Linked DNA regions of Mus musculus: regions 1 and 3 are each linked to region 2. Evidence: chromatin contacts called from ENCODE Hi-C or POLR2A ChIA-PET data. All regions are on one chromosome and are shown on one strand. Each heading gives the region's core, a stretch centred on a gene start or an enhancer-like site at or near the end of the contact. The rest is flanking DNA. Distances are from core to core; before and after follow the strand shown.

Region 1 (4,220 bases), core at 1,332-3,831, 50 kb before region 2:
GAGAGGGAAACGGGAGGGAGGGAGGGAGGGAGGGAGGGAGGGAGGGAGGGAGGGAGGGTGAGAAACAGGGAAAGGCCTATCACCATCCTCTTAGTTCTTCTGGAAGCTTGAAATATTCCTTTTTATTAAAAAAAAAAAAGGACTTTAAACTGTAGATTATTGAAACCATGTATAGCTGTGGGGGCCAAACCCAAGTGCCAAATGCCATCACGTCTCATAGGCAACATATGAATTTGTCCAATTAGGTTATTAAACAAGCACAACTGCAAGTAAGTGTCACACAGTCCCTCTCATCCGACACTTAGTTTCCCACACTCCACAGGCTTCCCCTTCCTCTTTGATCCTTGCTGCCTTGTGGAGGACATCTTGTGTGGGCTTAAAAGGCAACGTTTTAGTCTTGTGTAGTTGCTACATTGGAGACCTATAAAAAAACGGGAAAAGGGAACAGTGTTAAACTGCCCCATAACCTTAATCAGAAAGCGCATGCAGTGTAATAGAAACTTTGTGGGAATTAAACAAAATGAGACAGAAAACAAAGACAGCTTCCTGGGCAAGGCCTAGGAGCTATGGCGTAAAGATGAGCAGATAGAAGGGTAAGGAGACAAAGTCTTAGATTCTCCTTTTTCCTCTTAAAATGCATTAAAATGGGAATTATTACAAAGAAAACATCACATGTAGTAATTTCAGAACATTGTAAAGGAAACTTTACAGAAAAGAGCGTACTTATGATAAGATGGGATGTTTCCGGAAATTTCCAAATAGTTCCCCCACACTCAGAAGGATGATTGAGAGTCTGGTTATGAGGAAGGATGGAAATTTTTGAACGACTGGCTTATTACATAAGCTTCAAGCCATTGCTGTGATAGTTCAGTTCTTAAAACAATGTGAGGAAATATGCTTGCTTCTGGAGAAATATTTGGCTCCCATGAGAAAAAATTGCAAGTGTTTGTGATGGCCCGCTAGAGGTAAGGAGCCATCCACACACTGACTCTTAAAGCCAGAGCCAAGTTTCACTACTCACACACCGTTGACAGGATCTGATCAAGACACTTCCCCGAACACCCTGGAGTCAGACTTAGGTCATAGGTCCCAAGTGACCCTAGCAGATCACCAATGTAAAACCACTATAAACAACAGAAGCCCTAACTCAGAATAGTTAACCTTCAATGCTCAGACGTGTCTGAAGTTAGAGAGCACTTACAATGCTAGGTGCTATTGTAAATGATCCACGTGTATTATTTAATTCAATTTAAAAAAATCACCTAGGAGGTAGACATTAATACTAAAACATATTGCATGTTAGGTACCAAAGCTGAAGGTCAGAGAAGTGGCCGTACATAGCAACAAACCTAGGCTGTCAACACAGGCCTGCTGAATCCAGAAGGCCAACCAACCTTGCCCGCTACCTCCCACCGGTCCCAGGGAATCAGCCACAGCCATACAGCTTACAGACTTCCCAGTCTTTGTGCACCAGTTTTCCCGAATTTTAAAATCATCTTCAGAGTTTCTAAAAGCCTCAATGGAAACACAAACAGGCAATTAGACCACGAGTTTCTTCAGTTTTGTTTTTTAAGGCTGGTATCTACCATTGCCAACAAGTTAGATCAGGTCTTGTGGAAGTTCTCATTGGCAGTTATGTAGACAAAAACATTCAAGCTCCCTTTTTTTTTAAGGGGAAGATGAATCATTACTTAATACATGCAGTTTAGTGGAGTTAATCTGTGAACACTGGCCTATGGAGCGAGAGAATAAAAGGGTGTTTGGCATCGAGAAGGTCGGGAACTGCTCGTTACATGTGTATGCACGTTGCCCAACCTGTCAGCCTTCACAACTCTGCATTTTTTTAAGTGACACCATTCTTCCTGCATCGTTTATGGGGCTTTACTTTGCATATAGTATTAAAAATCTACTCAGCTCACCAAAATGATCATATTCTTAATGTTTGGTCAAGGAACTGGGGTGCATAAATGGCAAGTACTGTATTCCAGGAAAATACCCTTTTTCAAAACCTTAAGGTTTTGCCAGGGAGCGAGTCGTTTTCCAAAGGACACACACACACACACACACACACACACACACACACAAAATCAAAAACTAAAAACAAACAAAAAATACTAAAGACTCAATGCTGGATGGTTCAAAACAAACACCTGCACTTAGGTGTGCGTGGGGCAGTAGGTGCCACACTGCGAATCTGTGTGGGAAGGATGTCAGCGGGCAGTCGGTGGCTTTTATTTTTTTCATTGCATGAAACAGTTCTTATACCATGGTGGGAAATAATCCAGGCGTCCCCTGACAGCCATGAGAAAGCACAGGTGACACCCTGTTCTCAGAATTTGGTGCGGGTTAAAACTGCATAGGGTGCCCGGGGCCTGCTCGGTGGCTGCGCAGCATCTGTGCGAGCCTGGCTCTGCCGCAGTGGCGCCGGGGGGTGCGGGAGCCTCGCGGCCTGCAGCGTCCCGGAAGCCCTGCGCGTCGGCGCCCGAGGTCGAGCGACCGTCCGGCCTGCACTGCACCAGGGGCAGACCGGGGCGTCCGGGCCCAGCCGCCGGCGTCCATTTTCTGGGCGGCGCTGCGGCCGGACTCGCAGGTCCGGAAGCGCCATGGACCCCGCGGGAAGCGCGCGGGCGGCGGAGCGGAGCCCCGTAAGTGCGCGGGGTCCGCGCGACTCCGGGGCGTGGAGGTGGGGAGGCGGGAGCCGGTGGGCAGCGCTCGCGCCGGGCTGCAGCGGACGCGGAGCGGAGCGGAGCCTACGGAGCAGCCAGCGTCCGCAGGTGCCCGCGTCCCGCCCCACCAGGCTCGGCTGCAGGGGGGCAGCGGGGAGTGACGCGCACCTGGGGCTCGGGACTGTCGCGCCTCCCCTCCGGTGAAGCGCAAACCCGGGCTGCTTCCTGACCCTACCCGTTCGCGATGAGATCCTAGTGCGACACCAAGCCCCTGGAATTGAACCGGATGTTCAAAGGCAGGGCCCTGCCTCCAGGGGTTGCAGCCTTGGCCTCCTGCTCCTGCTTGCTGCAGCCGTCTGTCCGTTGGGACAATTCAACAGTCAGCCTTTAGACACCTCTTTGCAGGTTAGCTGATAAATAACCTGAGATTTTAATCTGTCTGCGCTTCCACTTTATAACTCCTGCTTTGCGGTGGGTAAGTGCCTGGTTCCCATTCTGGATATTGGGCCTGATTGGAAAACCCTTGTAATGATCGGTTCTAAATGATAACCGTTTATGTTGCGTATGCATATTTGAAAGGTTAAAGGGCATTCACCTAATTGGGAAGCTCAAGTGCTTGCTCTGGTTCGCGTGGCTGGAAAGACTCGTTTTGTTGTGGTTTCAGAGAAACTTATAGCGTCTTACAGTAGCTAAGATCAAAGAGCAGAGTTTGTGTTTTGTGACAGGGTCTGGTTAAGGAGCCTAGAATGGTTAATAGGTTAGCCCAAGCTGGTTTCGAACTTGCCACTTGCAGCGGTTGACTGACTGCTAGGATGATAGGCCTTCTACCAGTGTTTTTCCAGGACCAAACACGCATTAGAATTCCTTTGATGGGTCATTGCTGAAAATTTTGAAAAGATTAGAATATATAGTGCGAAAAGACTAGAAAAAGTAACCGTTGCACACAGTACAGATAAGCATAGTTTAATGAAGCCTTTGGCTTATATAACATCATTTGTAATAAAATGGGTCACTGTCAAAAAAGCCTTTAAGACTCCAATTTAGCGTTCTGTGGTGGGGATTTTGCACCCAAATCAGACTGGGTTTGTGCTGATGTTAACCTGGGTTTGAATCCCGACACTCACCCAGGGTGACCTCCAGAAACAGGTTCACGGCACTGTTTGCAGCTGTAAAATGGGGAACTGTTCCCTACAGCTGAGGGGTGTTACGGAGATTTACCCATCCGCTGAGAGCACTTGGTGGAGTTCCCGATGTCCTAAAGGCACCTCACATATACTAACGGCAATGACTTTTGTGGCTGAAATCCTGAATCCTAGACACTCGTCCTGAATCCTAGACACTAGTCCTGAATCCTAGACACTAGTCCTGAATCCTAGACACTAGTCCTGAGTCCTAGACACTAGTCCTGAATCCTAGACACTAGTCCTGAATCCCTGCACTTTCATCTTCTCTTAGATCTTGATATGGAAGACATGGCGGGCTCAGAACCAAGGATTTCCGAGTGATTTCTGCCAAAGCACAGAAGCTAACTCCGTCAAGGCTGGCGTGTTCTGA
Region 2 (4,349 bases), core at 576-3,075:
ATATATGGATGGCACATAACAATGATCAATGAAAAAAAAAAAGAGGCCATGAGTTTAGAAGAGACCATGGAAGGATCTATTGGAGGGTTTGGAGGGAGGAAGAGAAGGAAGAAGTGATGTCATTATATTATAATCTCACTCACATACACAAAAACAGACCTACAATAATGACAACGAGTTGGAGACCAGCCTGTCAACAGCAACGAAATTCAGCGAGCTACGTCTAACAATCTCCTCTGAAACTGAATTCAAACACAACACAGCGCTGGCTCATAGCTGATACTCGGTCTCTTCTAACGTAAGTGGTACAACCTCCTTTTAGGACACATTGAAGAAAAAGCTGATTAAAACAGCACCAAACATTCAACATCAGCCAAGACCCGGCCAGGCGGTGCGCCAGATGCTTTCATCTTTATTTAAAAGAATCTGGGGGAAAAGGTATTACTTTCACTAATCACTAGATGCGGAGCCTGCGGGCCCAAGCCAATGACTCCACTCGTCTAGGTGTTGAAAATGTACTTAGAACAGAGATGAGACACCCTGTTTATTTACTGGGCAATTCCTCAACTTCAGATATCAATTTACCAATCCACAAACTACACCCTTCCACATGTCACTCTGTATACGGAACAAGCAACCGTGAACTTCCCATCCTGCCTCTCCCTGGTTGTCCAATCAGCTCGCAGAAGCACGGCAGGACAGACAGCTATGAAGATCGACCCAATTTCCAGGAGCTCTCAAGGTTAAGAGAAGTATCTCCTATAAAGTAGATTAAGTATAAACTCAATAAAGGTAAAAAGCAGCTTAGTATAGTTGTGTACACATATGTAGCCGCTGTGTATTGAAAGAGCTAATACATGTATGTGGGAACATTGTTTTCACACGATACAATCATTCTGTAGATGTCAGAGACCCCTCTGCCCACCCTGCACCCCCTTTGTGTGTGTGTGTGTGTGTGTGTGTGTGTGTGTACATGTACATTCTTGCCCTTTTTGGTTTTTCGAGACAAGGTTTCTCTGTGTAGCCCTGGCTGTCCTGGGACTCACTCTGTAGACCAGGCTGGCCTCAAACTCAGAAATCCACCTGCCTTTGCCTCCCGAGTGCTGGGATTAAAGGCGTGGACCACCACGACCAGCTATACTGTCTCTTTAAACTAGAATGCAGGAACAACCTACCCCTCTTGGTCTTTCAATGCCTGCCTAACGTGTAACTGTATGATGAACGTGTAACGAGTTTGCTAATGGTGACCATTTGTTTTCAATCTTTTGCTTTTGCTTACACATTTTTGATAGATTTTTATAGCAAATGTAAAAATAAATTGGGGAAAAGGCTTTCTGTGTGTCTCTCTCTCTTTTAAACACAAAGTCCTGACAGACAAAACCCCATCCCATTATGAGGTTTCTTGGAAGTTTGCATGAGTTCAAATTCTGAGTTTCTCCAAGCTATTCAGAATTCTGCTCTTTGTTTTGAATGTCATATAAACAAAAGCTCGTGTCTTCGAGAATTCTCCTTGCCTGAACAAATGCCATGATGGAAGGGGAAAACCCTACAAAGGAGGCTGGGCCAAAGTTGAACTAGAAGTAGAAATCTCTCTCTGCGACATCTCATCTCGGCTGCGTCCCACTCTCCAGTCATCTCTGTGCATCTCTGTGGGCTGAGGAACCGCCTCTGCTCTTCCAGGCTGTGGGTGGAAGATGCGGTCTCCCCACTTCCCAGGCATTTTCCGACCTGCCATGCCCCGCGTGCGCGGATTGGTTCCTCCATGGTCAGGAGTTTGCCCCTGGTCCAATGAGCTCTCACTGTAGAGTCAGAACCCCGCAGCGGAAGACAGATGCACAGGCTCCACCCACAGGTGAACCTCACGCTGGAAAAGGCTCTCGAGTGCCACCCCGTGGTCCTACAAAGACAAGAGGTTTGGGGAAAAGCTGTTAAAAACAAAACCCTGCAGGATGCTGGAAGATCTGTCATCACGGCTTCAATTTGACTGCTTAGCTTCCTGGGCTGGAGTTCCCCAGGACAGCTGTGCCTGGACAGTCAATCAAAGATCCGCCTGACCTAGATGTGGGCTAATGAGTGAGCGGCAGCAGCGTTTTGCGTTGATTTGTGAGTTAGATGAACTGCAGCGATAGAAGATGTGAATTTGTGCATCTATAAAGGATGCCTCAGCAGCTGCCCACCATGGATCTGAAAAGTAACCTTACTCTGATAGTATCGATTTCACTTTGCTGGGCTGTTTTTTTTTTTTTTAGGGACGTTTGGGATGGCATGGTGCTCCATGCCTTTAATCTCAGCACAGGCAAGGTCGAGCCTGGCCTACATACCAAGCTCCAGGACAGCCAGGGCAACATATATTCAGACTCGTTTAGCTAGTAGCATTTGGTTTTAGACATGTTCTTTTTGAGACTTAAATTTTGTTTAATTTGTGTGTACCTGTGTGTTCACACATGCATGTGTGTGTATTCAGGAACACAGGCCATTTCACACACGTGAGGTCAGAGAACTTTCAGGAGTCGGTCCTCTCCTTCAAACCATTTGGATCTCAGAGAATAAATTCCCGTATTCAAGCTGAACCATCTAGCTGCCTCCCTTTTGGAGAATTTTGTTTTAATATTCATTTTTTTATTTTCAATTCTGCATGTCTGTGTGCAGACATGTGCGTTTGTGTGCAGATGCCTGCAGAAGTCAGAGGTGTTGGATCCCTCTGGAGCTGGAGTTAGAAGCCATTGTAAGTGGCTGATGTGACCCTGGGGACCAAAATCGGGCTCACTGCAAGAGCCACCTCTCCTGCAATCTCTTTGAGAATTTTTAAATAAATATAGTTGTATCTGAAAGTGAACATGCTTTGAGAATAAGCCGGTGGAGGCTTACTTAGACTTTCTGGCGGCTGCAGTCCTGTCCCCCAATGAAAGTATAAGCAGGGAAGCCCACCAGCTCTGCAGTGTGGTGGCATCTGAAGGCAGCAGAACCACTGTCATGGAGGGATGCTACTTCTGTGCACAGGGAGAGGGAAATCCCACCAGCAGAGGTCACTGATGTACCAGGAGGGAGTCCAACGCAGCTCTTCTCACACTTGTGCCTGCCTTGCTCCCTGCGCAGCAAGTTGAAGGGAATCAGTGCAGAACTGTGTGCACGCTGTTGACACATTTTCTTCATGAGGCCCACCTTTGGTACCTTCAACCTAAGGCTGTTTATTTTAACACTGATTTAACACTCAAACTAAAGCAGCCTTAGATTGTATATCACCAAGTTTAACCTGGCCCAGAAAGTAGTTGTATGTGCTTCTAATCTGGAACTTAAGAATGGCACCACCTTCCCCCAACACATGCATGCCTATGTATACACACCACGCAGGCACACTTGAACACATACACCCAAACGGCTTGAGTTTGCACACAGAGCCCCCTACTGAGTAGGAATGAATGCCATGTCGTGATGTAGAGTGGTACAGACACCAAGAAGAGGAGGTGCCTGTGGGCTATCTGCATCTGAGCCACTCAGGGTGTCAGAGCTAGCTATGGGCAGCAGCTGTGTATGATGGAAAGCTCTGCTGGCCTTGAGTGGTCATCATTAGACTTTCTATTAAAAGGGGAAGGGAAGGGGGCGGTGGAGCGCCTAGACACCACCACATTGTTACAGGACAGAACTCATCTCTTATATTGTCCCAGACTAAGATGCTGCCAGTAAGGAGCCAAAAGGACTATGACCTGTCTCCCATGCAACCATCTGGGTGATGGGGCAGCCAGGTACAACTCACAGGCACTGGGAAAAAAAAATGGTGATAACCCTGTAGTGCCAGAGGGATGGATGAGGGCAGGGTTGTGGGGAGCGGGTGTGGTGGCAGTCCTAAAGGCGCCAGGGACTGCAGCTAAGTCATATGACTTGCACCTGACTTCCTCATATAAGACACAAACATCTTGAGTGCTGCGCAGGTGTACCAGGATACAGGTGAATCCAATTTGGTGGAGATTTGCCCCTGCTGCCCTGATTAGCTGAAGCCTCGTGACTGGTGAGGTGGCGTGGCCTGCTGTGCGTGGATGGGAACTGAGAGTATAAAAGAGTGAGAGGCCCAGGGTTCGGGGGAGATATAAAAACAAGGGAGATATAAACAAGGGAGATATAAACAAGGGAGTTATAAAAACAAGGGAGATATAAACAAGGGAGATATAAAAACAAGGGAGATATATAAACAAGGGAGAGATATAAACAAGGGAGATATAAACAGGGGGGAGATATAAAAACAAGGGAGATATAAAAACAAGGGAGATATAAAAACAAGGGAGATATAAACAGGGGAGATATAAAAACAAGGGAGATATAAAAACAAGGGAGATATAAAAACAAGGGAGATA
Region 3 (4,628 bases), core at 32-2,531, 39 kb after region 2:
ATACCAATAAAGCATTAAACGTTTTAAAATAGAAAAAGCCAGTCTCTGGCCTGTGGTGTGTGAGCTCTGATTTGGAAAGAAAGGGAAATACCATTTGGAGTTTCTGTTTGAAACAACAAAATGCCTGGAAGGAGAGGTAAGCTCACTTTCTCCAAGGCTGTATGGTACAGGACAAGGGGCACCCTCATGCATCACCAGCTGGACTGGAAGTATTGCTCGGTAGCCTAAGACATCCAGCAAGCTTAGGTCACTCCGTCTGCCTGACTGGCCTTGGCACAAGTGGCTTCTGGGCTTGCTTGTCGTCTGTTCACTCTTCCCAGGCAGGCTCTCCTTGACTCTGTTTCCACAACTTGCTTCTTCTCTCTGTGTGCCCTTCCAGGTTGAGGTGCTCATGGTCTTGGCGCCTTCTGCCCCGTCTTTTTGCCCTAGGGCCATTCCTATATGTCTGAAAACATTCCTTGACTGGCTGACTCTAGCACCTGGCAAAGAACAACCCTGCTCTATTAAATCAGTTTCTTCCTTCTTAGGGCAGCGCAGTTAAACCTCAGGACCAGGAAATCATCCCTCTCCTCACATACCAGGGTGTTATCCACACAGTTTACTCACTGTAAATAGTTCCCTTAAGATAGTGGCAACAACTAGTTGAAGATTTACAAACTTCCCAGGGCCAATCTACTTTCTAAAAAGCCTGCTTCTGGGAGTGGGAAAGAGGTCACCGTTCCGATTCTGAAATGCAAAACTGGTGATAAACTCAAAATTTCTCTGGGTCTCAGACAGGACTGGACGGAGTCTGTGGTCCTTTTCTTGACCCAACTTTTTGCAGAGCAATGTTCCCAGAGCAAAGGTTGAGTATGTGGTTTGTCCCCCACGTGCCGCACTGCGGGAGCATCTAGACACCGCTGGAAGAGTCTCTAATACATCTCTTGACGTTTGCCAAAATGCCAAACTTTTTCCTGGAACCTGGAGTCATTCTGACTGGGGACTTTTCTTTTCCTTGAGCATCTGGGGACCTAGAGGTCCGTTCGTGGGGGACGTCCAATTCTCAGGGTTCTGGGGATCACAGCAGGGCCAGGGTTTTCCTCCTTGTGGGGGTTTCAGAGCGCCTCTCGCGACTTGCCCAGGGAGGCAAGGCGAGGCGGATGCAGGGCGGGCACGGCGCGAGGGGCGGGGCGAGTCAGCCCGAGGCCGAGGCGGGGCTACAGCGAGGCTCGATCCGGCCTAGGCCTCGCTCCGGCTCCGCCTTGCCCGGCTACGCAGGCGGTAGGGCTGGGGTAGGGGCCGGGCGGCACCATGGCGGCGGCAGCGCCTGCTGCGGCGGCTTCTCCCGAGGCGCCGGCCGTCTCGGGCAGCGCAGACCCGGAGACGGGAGACGAGGACAGTCGTGAGGTCCGAGTGCTGCAGAGCCTGCGCGGCAGGATCTGTAAGCGGGGCCGGGGCTGAGGGGACCCCCGGGGCGGCGCGGAGGGTGGGCGGCGGGCACGCGCGGGGGTGGCGGCACCGGCGGCCGCCCGGGACTGGTGAGACTGGATGGGGGTGTGTTGGGGGGAGGCGCCGCGTCGACCGACTGCCCGGCGCGGGTCGGGGCTCCCCCTCGGAGCGAGCGGGGTGAGGACCTGCACGCGCGGACCGGACCGGCGCGGCGCGAGGGGCGCTGCCTGGAGCGCGGCCTGGACGCGGGAGCCCGGGGCGCGGCCGGGGGCGCGCGGAGTTTCCGGCCTCCCTCCGACGCAGGCCTGCGGGCGGCCGCGGACGACGGGAGCGGCCCGAGGTGGGAGCCCCGTGGTAATTACAAGGGAGGCGCGGCTGGAGGAGGGAGGGAGGCCGGCTGCGGCGGGGCGGGGCCGGGCCGGGCCGGGCCGGGCGGCGGGCTGAGGAGGGGGTGTGAGCTCCCTGGGGCTCCTCTGCCAGTGCGAGGTTGAGGCGGGCGCTGGGGACTGCGGGAGCCGGTGGCGGGGGCTCCGGTGGGCGAGGCTGCGCGGGCGAGCGGGGCGCCCGGGGAGCTCGGGCGGGACACCTGTGCCCGCCCCACCTTGCCGCGGCGGGGACTTGAATCGAGAGCCGGCGTGACTGACGGTGACTTGGGGCAGGATGTAGTGGCTTCCTGTGAGCAGGTCTCAAAACTCAGTCATCCAGTCCGCGCTCAACCCACTTGATTCTCTCCCGTGCATTTGTGAGAGCCGCACCGATGAGTGTAGACTCTTACTCAGAGACGGGCCAGTTCGTTTGTCATTGCTATCCTTCCTCTTTAAAACGACCCTTTGATATTAGATCGACTTCCCCCAGCTTATTGAGATGGTCCCTTTTCACTGTATGACTGGCGAATCAGTAGAGTTTATTGTTACTTTAGTTGAAAACCTTTTTTAATTCAGATTATTTTATCCCCAGAATGAAATCGGTCTCCTAAATAATGCCTGGCTATAAGAGATATTTTATATGTTGAAAATTCAATTGTGTTAGAATGGCTGATACTGCTCTTTCTTTGGCAGAGTATAAACTTTAATTCTTAAATCTCGATGCTTCTTTTGGATTCTCCCACTTGAGTTTTTGATGTTACTCCCCTTTCAAGGATTTGGAATTTTATTAAAACCCCAGGAGCAAGCATGTTAAATGTTACTTTTCAATTCCCTGACGTCATCCTGGGACTCCCAATTCAGACACTTTTAAGTATTAAAACTTGGGAAATTACACCAGAGCAGTGGGTGTTTTGTGCGTCTTAAGTTCCCAGTATTTTAAGTTACTTTCTTAGGGTGTAAACTTTTCACAAATTAGCTTTCTTACAGTTAATATTTGCATGTATGTAATGTTTGGGAAAAGCCAAATACACTAGAATTTTCTTCCCCTACTAATTAGGTTTTTCAAATTTTTACTACTTTATATTTTTCTGTGACTTGATGCTAGACACTGTTGAAGCCTTGCGAATCTATAAAAGCAGATTGTGTTGTGGGAAGACAGTGTGCTCTGTTGGAGTTGAGATTTAGGGTTGGGCTGTTTTTAGGAGTAAGTTACCTTCTGCTTTGACCTGATGCATAGCAAAGGTTCTGTGAACAGTGTGGTAAAAATATCACTCCAAGTGAAATTCGGGTCTGCAGATTAAAACACACACACACACACACACACACAAGCACACAAAACTTGGTTTCTGTGGCTTAGGCAATCTCACTCCCAGAAATTGACCATTAATTTCCTGGGAATATTTTTATTTTAACCCTAGTTAAACTAAACCACTTGTTTCTACCCTAGACAGTTTATTTATTTTTTATTGCTCATCTTATAGCTCAGGTCATGTTGTGACTGTTTCACAAGGATACATACTGAAATCAAGAACACCCCTCCCATTTCTTGCCCTTCTTTTAGCTGGTATGATCAAGGTTGGTTGCCCTCCGGATCCTTGTAAGGAAATGCCCTTCTGTGTTTCCTGAAACTGACACGTGGGCTTTGTAAGGTGATGAGAAGTGGCGGAAACATTAGCAGGTGCTGAAGTCACAGAAATGGGATGATGGCAGTTTGACAATGAAGAATCTAAGCAGTTTGCGAGTGTTGAAGTCACCAGTCCTTTCTACCACACTGAGAAACCTTGGGGAGAACCTGGTAGCTCCCTGTTAGCCTGGAGATGAGCTGTTAAGCTCAGAACTGCTCTTTGGGAGCCTCTCATCTGATCCACCTGAGAGGAAGCACTCCTGGGTAGTGTAGTCCGAATCATCCTTAAGAAGAGCGAGGGTGGCCCGATGTTTATATTGTGGAAGTTCTAGAGGTTAGATAATGGTCCACACTTTCTTCAGTGTTTCATTTCTAACTTATTTGTGTCCCATAGATTTCACAAGGTATAAATAGTATCAAGTTGACAGATCAGAAAACCAGCGGGTGGGGAGATGGCTCAGTTGGTAAAGTGCCTGCTTAGCAAGCAGGATCACCAGAGCCCAAGTAGAAAGGCATGGGTGGGGGAGGAGGGGTCACCGCGCTTTCCTCTAACCCAGCACTAGTGGAGTGTTTGGACAGGCAGAGCCTTGAACCTCAGGGACTGGGTAGCTTGCTTGGGTAGAGCTTCTGGTTCATAGAGAAACCTTGTCTCAGATGATAAAGGTGAGAGAGAGAGAGAGAGAGATCAAAACACCAGATGTTGGTCTCAGGCACCCACACCCATGGGCATGCACATGCACACACAGCTAGTGCACACAGTCAGTACATTAACAAGTACACACACCACACAAACACACACACACACACACACACACAGAGACCATCATATAGCTGTTTTCACACAACCAGTTTAAAGAAATCTATTATCGCAGACAGTATTTTGTGTTATAGACTGATTAGTACCCAGTTTCTTAGGGCATTTTAGTGTCCTAGATATCCTGAGGGTTTTGAATGTTCAGCTTCCTTACCTGAATTCACGACACAAAGTTGTTAGATATCTTAGAATTTTCATCTGAACCTTTAGTAAACAAAATTAGGAGTATTTTTGGTCTGAACTACTTTGATATAAGTAGCATACCTAAAGGTAGTTTGTATGCACCCCCCTCCATTATACCCTATATTCAGGTGAAAAAAAAGTTTTAGATTTATATGTGTGTGTGTGTGTTTATGTCTGTCTGTCTGTCTTCAGGCTTGATATGGCCTCGTTTTTG

Evidence for each region. Hi-C counts contacts between places; a loop is a spot of excess contacts on that map. ChIA-PET counts read pairs that join two places held with the same protein, here RNA polymerase II (POLR2A).
Region 1: a loop to region 2 is called in a map of heart, with 4 times the contacts of the local background. The contact joins the promoter of Zbtb38 here to the enhancer-like site in region 2. A Hi-C loop is called at or near these places in 6 of 37 maps with a recorded cell type or tissue (CH12.LX, T-helper 17 cell, heart and 2 more). POLR2A ChIA-PET finds 5 or more read pairs at or near these places in 4 of 5 experiments (all embryonic stem cell).
Region 3: a loop to region 2 is called in a map of heart, with 2.3 times the contacts of the local background. The contact joins the promoter of Rasa2 here to the enhancer-like site in region 2. A Hi-C loop is called at or near these places in 4 of 37 maps with a recorded cell type or tissue (heart and left cerebral cortex). POLR2A ChIA-PET finds 5 or more read pairs at or near these places in 1 of 5 experiments (Patski).

The regions. Positions count from the first base shown.
Region 1 is chr9:96,718,211-96,722,430 of GRCm38, reverse strand. It overlaps Zbtb38 (zinc finger and BTB domain containing 38), which reads left to right and starts at 2,581. Exons shown (of 3, transcript NM_001359959.1): 1 at 2,581-2,645; 2 at 4,122-4,220.
Region 2 is chr9:96,667,492-96,671,840 of GRCm38, reverse strand. No RefSeq gene overlaps it. Among named protein-coding and RNA genes, the nearest start is that of Rasa2, 38 kb to the right of the region's middle. Within about 2 kb of position 1,825, at least 1 of the 3 ENCODE cell types and tissues checked has a DNase peak (open chromatin) inside an H3K27ac peak, as active enhancers do; it is heart, where a contact is called at or near this core.
Region 3 is chr9:96,628,156-96,632,783 of GRCm38, reverse strand. Rasa2 (RAS p21 protein activator 2) reads left to right here and starts at 1,281. Exons shown (of 24, transcript NM_053268.2): 1 at 1,281-1,420. The coding sequence starts at 1,291.